Regions from separate parts of the Homo sapiens genome. Here regions 1 and 2 are each linked to region 3. The links are chromatin loops, found by intact Hi-C in ENCODE. Cell type or tissue: heart right ventricle. All regions are shown on one strand.

Evidence for each region. Peaks named below come from ENCODE experiments on the same cell type or tissue, not always from the same donor. Only the 100,000 strongest peaks of a DNase experiment are listed, where the experiment ranks them.
Region 1: a loop joins it to region 3, with 2.3 times the contacts of the local background. A loop is called at or near these places in 50 of 110 quality-filtered maps.
Region 2: it touches region 3 in a loop (15-fold over the local background); 50 of 110 quality-filtered maps call a loop at or near these places.

The regions. Positions count from the first base shown.
Region 1 is chr3:173,543,511-173,546,010 of GRCh38, reverse strand. All of the region lies in intron 1 of NLGN1 (neuroligin 1), which reads right to left. Among named protein-coding and RNA genes, the nearest start is that of NLGN1, 150 kb to the right of the region's middle. In heart right ventricle, no CTCF peak of the experiment used is centred here; no DNase peak of the experiment used is centred here.
Region 2 is chr3:173,552,473-173,554,972 of GRCh38, reverse strand. The region is part of intron 1 of NLGN1 (neuroligin 1); the gene reads right to left. Among named protein-coding and RNA genes, the nearest start is that of NLGN1, 160 kb to the right of the region's middle. In heart right ventricle, a CTCF peak has its summit at 1,114 (motif pointing right); no DNase peak of the experiment used is centred here.
Region 3 is chr3:173,410,376-173,412,875 of GRCh38, reverse strand. All of the region lies in intron 1 of NLGN1 (neuroligin 1), which reads right to left. Among named protein-coding and RNA genes, the nearest start is that of NLGN1, 14 kb to the right of the region's middle. RefSeq lists an enhancer at 2,055-2,500. In heart right ventricle, a CTCF peak has its summit at 1,019 (motif pointing left); no DNase peak of the experiment used is centred here; H3K4me3 peaks cover 651 bases; H3K27ac peaks cover 725 bases.

The sequences.
Region 1 (2,500 bases), 130 kb before region 3:
CCTATCAACCCATCATCTACATTAGGTATTTCTCCTAATGCTATCCCTTCCCTAGCCCCCCACCCCCTGACAGGCCCCAGTGTGTGATGTTCCCCTCCCTGTGTCCATGTGTTCTCATTGTTCAACTCCCACTTATGAGTGAAAACATGTGGTGTTTGGTTTTCCGTTCCTGTGTTAGTTTGCTGAGAATGGTGGTTTCCAGCTTCATCCATATCCCTGCAAAGAACATGAACTCCTCCTTTTTTATGGTTGCATAGTATTCCACGGTGTATATGTGCCACATTTTCTTTATCCAGTCTATCATTGATGGGCATTTGTGTTGGTTCCCAAGTCTTTGCTATTGTGAACAGTGCTGCAATAAACATACATGTGCAAGTGTCTTTATATTAGAATGATTTATAATACTTTGGGTATATAGCCAGTAATGGGATGGATGGTGGGGCCATTACCCTCAGATTTTTAAAAAAACCAATCTGTTTATCAACCTAGCATAATCTACATTCTCTCCTGACAAAGCTTTAAAGAAAGTGTATTTCCACATACTTTGTTAAAGTTGTAAGTTTTCTGAAATGTACATTTTTTTCTATTTCTGCCTTTCTGGCTTCAATTCATCTTTGATAATAAAAACTTTACCGAGGGCCAGGCATGGTGGTTCATGCCTGTAATCCCAGCACTTTGGGAGGTCTAGGTGGGTGGATCACCTGAGGTCAGCGGTTTGAGACCACCCTGACCAACACGGTGAAACCCCATCTCTACTAGAAATACAAAATTAGCCGGGTGTGGTGGCACATGCCTGTAATCCCAGCTACTTGGGAGGTTGAGGCAGGAGAATCACTTGAATCTGGGAGGCAGAGGTTGCAGTGAGCCGAAATTGCGACTTTACACTCCAGCCTGGGCGACAAGAGTGAAACTCCATCTCAAACAAAACAAAACAAAACAAACAAAAAAAACAACCACACACACACACACACAAAACTTTGCAGAGTTATCAATGACCTCCTTATAGTTAAATATAATAGACAACTTTTATCTTTTATCATATATTGATCCATCAGTATCATTTCAAATTTTTGGTTATTTACACCCTACCTCTTGCAACAATTTCTCTTCCTGGTTTTTGTGATACCTCTCCCTCCCGTTCTTTCTAATTCTAGGGACTTCTTGGTCTCCCATGTCTTTAATGTTGAGGTTCCTTAGTTTTCTCTTCTGCGCCCTTTTCCTTTTCATCCTATAGTCTCTTTCTTGATTATAACATGAACTCTGTGATTTAATTTGCCACCTATGTACTGAAAATTCCAAATCTGTATATCTAGGCCAAATCTTTTTTTAACTTATTTTTTTCCTGGTCTTTCTTATAATGGTCTTTCTTTTCATTTCTATTTGGATATCCCACAGATCATTCAAACTCAATGTATCTCAAACTTGTCTCAAGGGATTTTTTTCAAATTAAATCCTTTCCTTGTAGTCTCATTTTCAGGGAATGGAACTGGTAGCCACTATACGGCTACATAGTTGCCCAAGCTAGAATTAGGGTGCTTATTGAGTCCTTTTCCCCATTCATGATAGCCAATCAATTACTAGAACCTACCTATTTTATGACATCTACTTTTCTCTGTCATGATTGCCACATCCTTATGTCTGAAATAAATGCATAGTCTTCTTTCTGCTTTCTCTGCTGCTCTCTATAAACCATTCTCCACACAGCAGCCAGAGTAATTCACACACACACACACACACACACACACACACACGTAATATAATCTTGGTACTTTACTACTTAAAATTAAATAAGGGCTTCCTTTTTTTTCTTTTTCTTTTTGGAAGAAGGCAATGTCTTTATGATGACTTGGCATGCTATTATGCCTTACCACCTTATTCCACTATTACCCGCAATTCAACATAATACTCCAAGCACTCAGAACATTCTGTTCCTCAATTATACCACATTTCTATCCATACTTCAGAATTTTCCATAGGAGTTTTCTCTGAAACATTCATCTTTAACCTCTTAGATGCCTGGCTTCTATATATCACTTAGATTTCATCTAAGATATTATTCCCACTAAGAAGTCTTCCCTGACTTCTATCACTGCACTCAAACCTTGGTTTACTGTCATTCACCTATGTTTCATAACAAATAACATTTTGTTGAACTTATCCTGTATTACAATTCTCTCTGTACTTGTCTCTAAGCTTCATGAGTGCAAAGATTGTGTCTGTTTCTATGCCATTTTATTTCTATCTTCTACTATACTGACTAGCACAGATTTAGAGTTCAATAAACAATTTAAATTGCACATATAAATAAAAGAATCATTATCAATCCTATAGAAGTTTTATTTTTAAAAATCCAAGGTTCTTTGGTTACTGTTACAAGAATTTCACTTATAATATCTGGCTTTATTCAAGCTCTTTTAGTCGTGTTTCAGAACACAATATTAGAATACGCTTGCTATCTTCTGATAAACTTTTCACTCAGTGGACACTGTCGGAATCATCA
Region 2 (2,500 bases), 140 kb before region 3:
TGAGATACAATTTCTCATCCCCTAGAAGGGCTAAAACAAAAAAGCCAAAAAATACCAAATATTGGCAAGATAATGGAGCAATTTGAGCTCTCACACATACAGTACTTATGAGAATATATAACTTCTTCATAATAAATGAACCTAAAATTATTATGAAAAACAGTTTGAGAGATTTCTGTAGTTACACATCTACCCTAAAAACCAGAAATTCCACTCCTAGATGGTTATGGAAGAGAAATTAAAAATTCATAGCAGCTTTTTTCAAAGGAACCAAAAACTGATAATAAGCTAAATGTCCATCACCATGGGAACTGATAAATTGTGGAATACTATTCATCAATAAAAAGGAAGAAACTGGTGATAAACTCAACCTGGGTGAATCTTTCAAATCCAGAGAAGTCAAACACAATTCATTTCTACTGAAGTTCTAGAAGAAGCAAAATTAATTAAAATCAGAAGAGTAGTTTTCTGGGTTGTGCAGGTGTTACAAACTGACTGAGAAAAAAATGCACAATGGGAGGAACTTCGGGGGATGATGATATGTTTCATTTGGGGATGATGGAAATACTCTACAGTGGGTATTTTTCATTACCATACACTGGATTCTCTCTCTTACCACTGCATTCTAGAAATGATAGTAACTTAACCTTCACTGTAGATTTAGTCTGAAAATAAACATGCTTCTAAACATACAGAAAGACATGAAGAAACTTCATACAGGTGTGTTTCTCTTCTAAAGTAATTCTAAATCATCTTTAATTTTTAGTTTTGGAAACTGCTAGTACTTTATTAATTATACTATCTGGAAGCTTTATAGAATTATAATTCCCCACATAGATTTTAAAAATAAAGTGGATTCAAATATTAAAAAATTAAAATTATTTGCTGGTGTCACCATATGGTAGCAATTGAATCAACTGCTATTACAAAGATAATCAAAAATAAATGTCCAAGAATCAAACAAGTTGCAGTTCTCATAAGCCATCTTAATCAACTTATCCTTGCTCTTTCTCACTACTTCTCTTTGATGTGCGAATATCACCTATTATTCCCAGGGGGAAAATTTAGTCTCCTTTCCGATCCAAAAATCAGTGCCCTGCATATCAGCCAGCAGAGGGCTCAATGAGTAACTTTCCAAGTCTTCACAAAATAGCTAAGAGCCCTTCTGTTAGTCGGCTTTTCTAAACATATAATTTGCCTCTTAAATCTGCACAGGCTGTGTAGCTGATTATTCTTATTAGTTGTTAAACCTAACCACTACTTATGTTCACTCAAACAGTTCTCTTTTCACTTGTCACATATATTCAATTATTCACAGGCATTTGTTATTCCTTGACTGGACAAATCCTAGAATTTCAGACTTCAAAGTGACCTCTGAGGTCATTTTTCTGTAGTCTTTCAGTTCAAACCTCTTACTTATGAGGCTCTTTCAACAGAGCCCATGACAGATATTGGGTAAACCTCGGCTTGAAGAAAGGAGATAAATAGATTTCATTTGTGAGAAAAAGCATTGCACTTACACATAGTTCAATTATCTGGCACCAAAATCTCTCTTCCTGTGAATTCTATTTGTTGATCCTAGTAATTAATTCTCTCTGGGTCTATAAAGAGTAATTGCCATTCCTATTCTAGTGGACAACCCTTCATATATTTAGAACCTCTTCTTGATGTTTCCTTAGGTCTTGGGATCAGGCTTAGTAAATAATATAATTTCCTTTTTGCATCTATTCACAGGCAATTAGTTATCTTTTTATCCAGATTTATTTCTTAAGGTACTAGTTAACTATGGTGATCCCATAGTTTGGGAATTTGGATTTTCAAGGCGAATCCTCCAAGTATTTACAATTTGGAGGCATAAGGAGCTCCAAAGTCAGGAATAGCTTTGTGATCTAACGCACTGCCCCGTAAATTTTAATGTGCACTGAATTACCTGAGAATTTTACTAAAACATAGTACTTGATTTAATAGTTCTGAGCCAGGGACAGAGAGAACATATTTTTAGCAAGATTTTATGTCTCTGATCCATGGATCATATTTTGAGTAACAGGATCTAAATAGAATTTCTCATACAGATTTCAAGTTTCAAAAATATAGCATGTTTTTCCACACTACTGTGTGTTATATAAACATACAAGTATGACAAAACATTAACAGTACCACACATGTATAAACAAATGATGCTGAGACAGCCAGGTGGGAAGGGCTCCCTGGCAAAACTGCAACTGGCCTGCGTGCCCAGCTAGAGACTCAGGAAGTTCATGCCGTTTGCAGGCAGGAGGAGCCTGGCTCCTCCTCTTCCTGTGTGAAACGTGGAATTCAATCTGTGAGGTGGGAAGACTACTAGCAAGAACTCTGGCCTTGTGGAGAGTCCTTGTTACCCCCTTTTTCCTTTTTGCCCAATAAATCCCATTATTCTCACCCTTCAAATCGTCTGCAAGCCTCAAGTTTTGTGGCTGTGGATCAAGGACTCCTTTTTCAGCTAACCTAGGGAAAAGTCCTG
Region 3 (2,500 bases):
CAATCAGGCCAAAAAAGTACCATTACAGAGCCAAAGGAGATCATCTAATTTCATAGAATCCCTTCTTGTGAAAGTATGTTATTGGATATGCCTGATGCTGTCAAAGTGGGGTGGAGGAAGGCTGAGCAGTACTAAGAATACGGCTTTTTTTGTGGTTGTTCAAAGAAGAACTATAGCAATTCTTCCTTTCCAGTGTTTTTATAATTTGGTTTAGAATCAGCCAAGACAAAACAAGAGAAGGGCTGGAAACCTTCCCTCCAAGAAGTTGGAATCAATATATTTTCCTGAAATATTTTGTTAGTGTGGTAATTAAGATAGAGTTTCACTCAGAACTTTATGCATTTGACTATTTCCTCATTAAAAAAAAAAGGTCAGTGTGCTAATAAAGATAAATACATTCTATTTTCCTTTCAGGATTTTAATTCTCTCAACCCTATCATAGTACTCAAGAGCAAGCTTACCTGATGTCCTTACAAAATCCTGGTTCTAATGCTCTACAGCAAAATCACCTGTGCAAATATGTGTGCACACTGTGTGTGTGTGTGTGTGTGTGTGTGTGTGTGTCAGAGTGAGAGAGAATGCATTGAGCACTGGCATGTGCATCTGAAAAGTTTTAGTCTTAATTCCTCATTCTTTATTTTTGGTAGCATCATTAACATTACAAAAACAGTAAACTGGTATAGGTTTCAAACATGCAAACTTGCTAATAGTATTCTGCAGAGGGACAATTCCAGGATCAGAGAGAATACTTCTTGCTCCAAACACAATTTTACATTTTGAAATATGATTTACTTTCTGGATTGCAGCCAGGCAATTACCATTCACAAATATTTCAAGTGAGAGAGAGAAAGTGGTTGCTACTAGTCCCATAATTTGGAATTGCTGCTAACAGATTTTACATATCATCTACTTTTCTGCCATTCTCTTTCAGAAAATACAATTAAACCTTAATATTTCTGCATTTTAAGTCTTACTGTCAGCTTCGTCACTGCTTGAAACAAAAGTGTGTAAGTGGCTCCCTCTGGTGCTGCCACTAGTATTAATTTTTCTATTCGCAACCACAGATGTAACCCAGAGAAGCAGGAAAAAGTAGGTAGAAGCCCTCATAACTGGAAATGTCTCTTGGCACACAATCCCACATGGAATAATATTAGATAAGAGATGAGGGGGTTTGGAGGGCGGGGTAGGAATAGATGCTTAATATCTTCCGTGGCCTTTTTTCCTCACTTCATATACACAAAAGGAAATTGCAAAAGCTTTAAGAAAAGTCATGTTTACTAAACCCCAGCCAAAATCCCCCATTCTTGTTGCCTAATACTAATGACCTAAGAAAGTACTTAAGTACTACTTCTAATGGACCTTGACAGGGCCATCAGTCACCAGCCCAGCACTCCACTTGACCTGGGGCCTACATAGCCATGATTAGAGCAAAAGTGGGATCATAAAAAGTCTCTTCCAAGTGGCAACCGAGGGCTCCAGAACAGCACCTCTGAATGGCAGTGGTGAAGGAAGCTGGCAAAACTTCCTTCTGTGGCTGTGGTCCATAGTTCTCTCTGATGACCACTCTTTCAATGTAAGTCCTACTCACAGACAGACAATGTTTGAAATTTAGACTCCGTAAGGGAATGATCTGACTTCTAGGTCAGCCACCACAGTGTACAGTCCCAATGATTAGTTTATAGCAATCTGCAGGCTCTCTCATGCTGATCTTGCCCTCTTTTCTGCCAAAGAGGCAGCACATCTTCCCTGCTATATTTCTCTAAAGCACAGCACAGCCTCCACCACCAGCCAGAATGTTAATGCATTATCACTCTGTACACTGAGAAAACAAGTGACCATATGTAGCCTATGCCAGCGGAGCTGTAACTGTGAAGAACAATGGCTCTGAGTCAACAACAGAATTAAACTACTCCCTCTTGTGAAGCTCTTCTGAATATTTTAAGTGTTGCCTTGAAAGTGTGGGATTATGTGCAAGCATAAACATTAGCTTAATGCAATTTTTTGGTACAGAATATGCCAGAGTTTAAAAATCAGAATTGAAATGCAGAAAATAACTTTGGGATAAATTTAATTTTTTTATGTGTGATTAAAACATGATTGAAGTGGCATACTTTATGTATAATTAAAGTTGCTTTGTAATTAAGAGATTTAAACATGTATAGAAAATGATACAGCCTAGTTTGGAGATTTTACAAAGGCACCTATTAAATACTCACCCCTAGCAAGCCTATGACTCAAATGTTTTCACATTCTAATGCTGATAGAGTTCTTGAATTTTCTAAAGCTGCCAATTTCACCATTTCTAAATGCTTTATCCCTCCTTCCATGTGCTAGTGAAATAAAAGCAGCCCAATCTCCCCTGCATTAACAAAAACATGGATGTAGAACACCATATCTTAACTTCAAAAACTCCAGGTGAATAAAGAAGGACTGTCACAATTGAGGTAGCGTTTGACTCATCTTTGCCTTCTCCATTGTGCCTAGCACCATGTCCCACCCA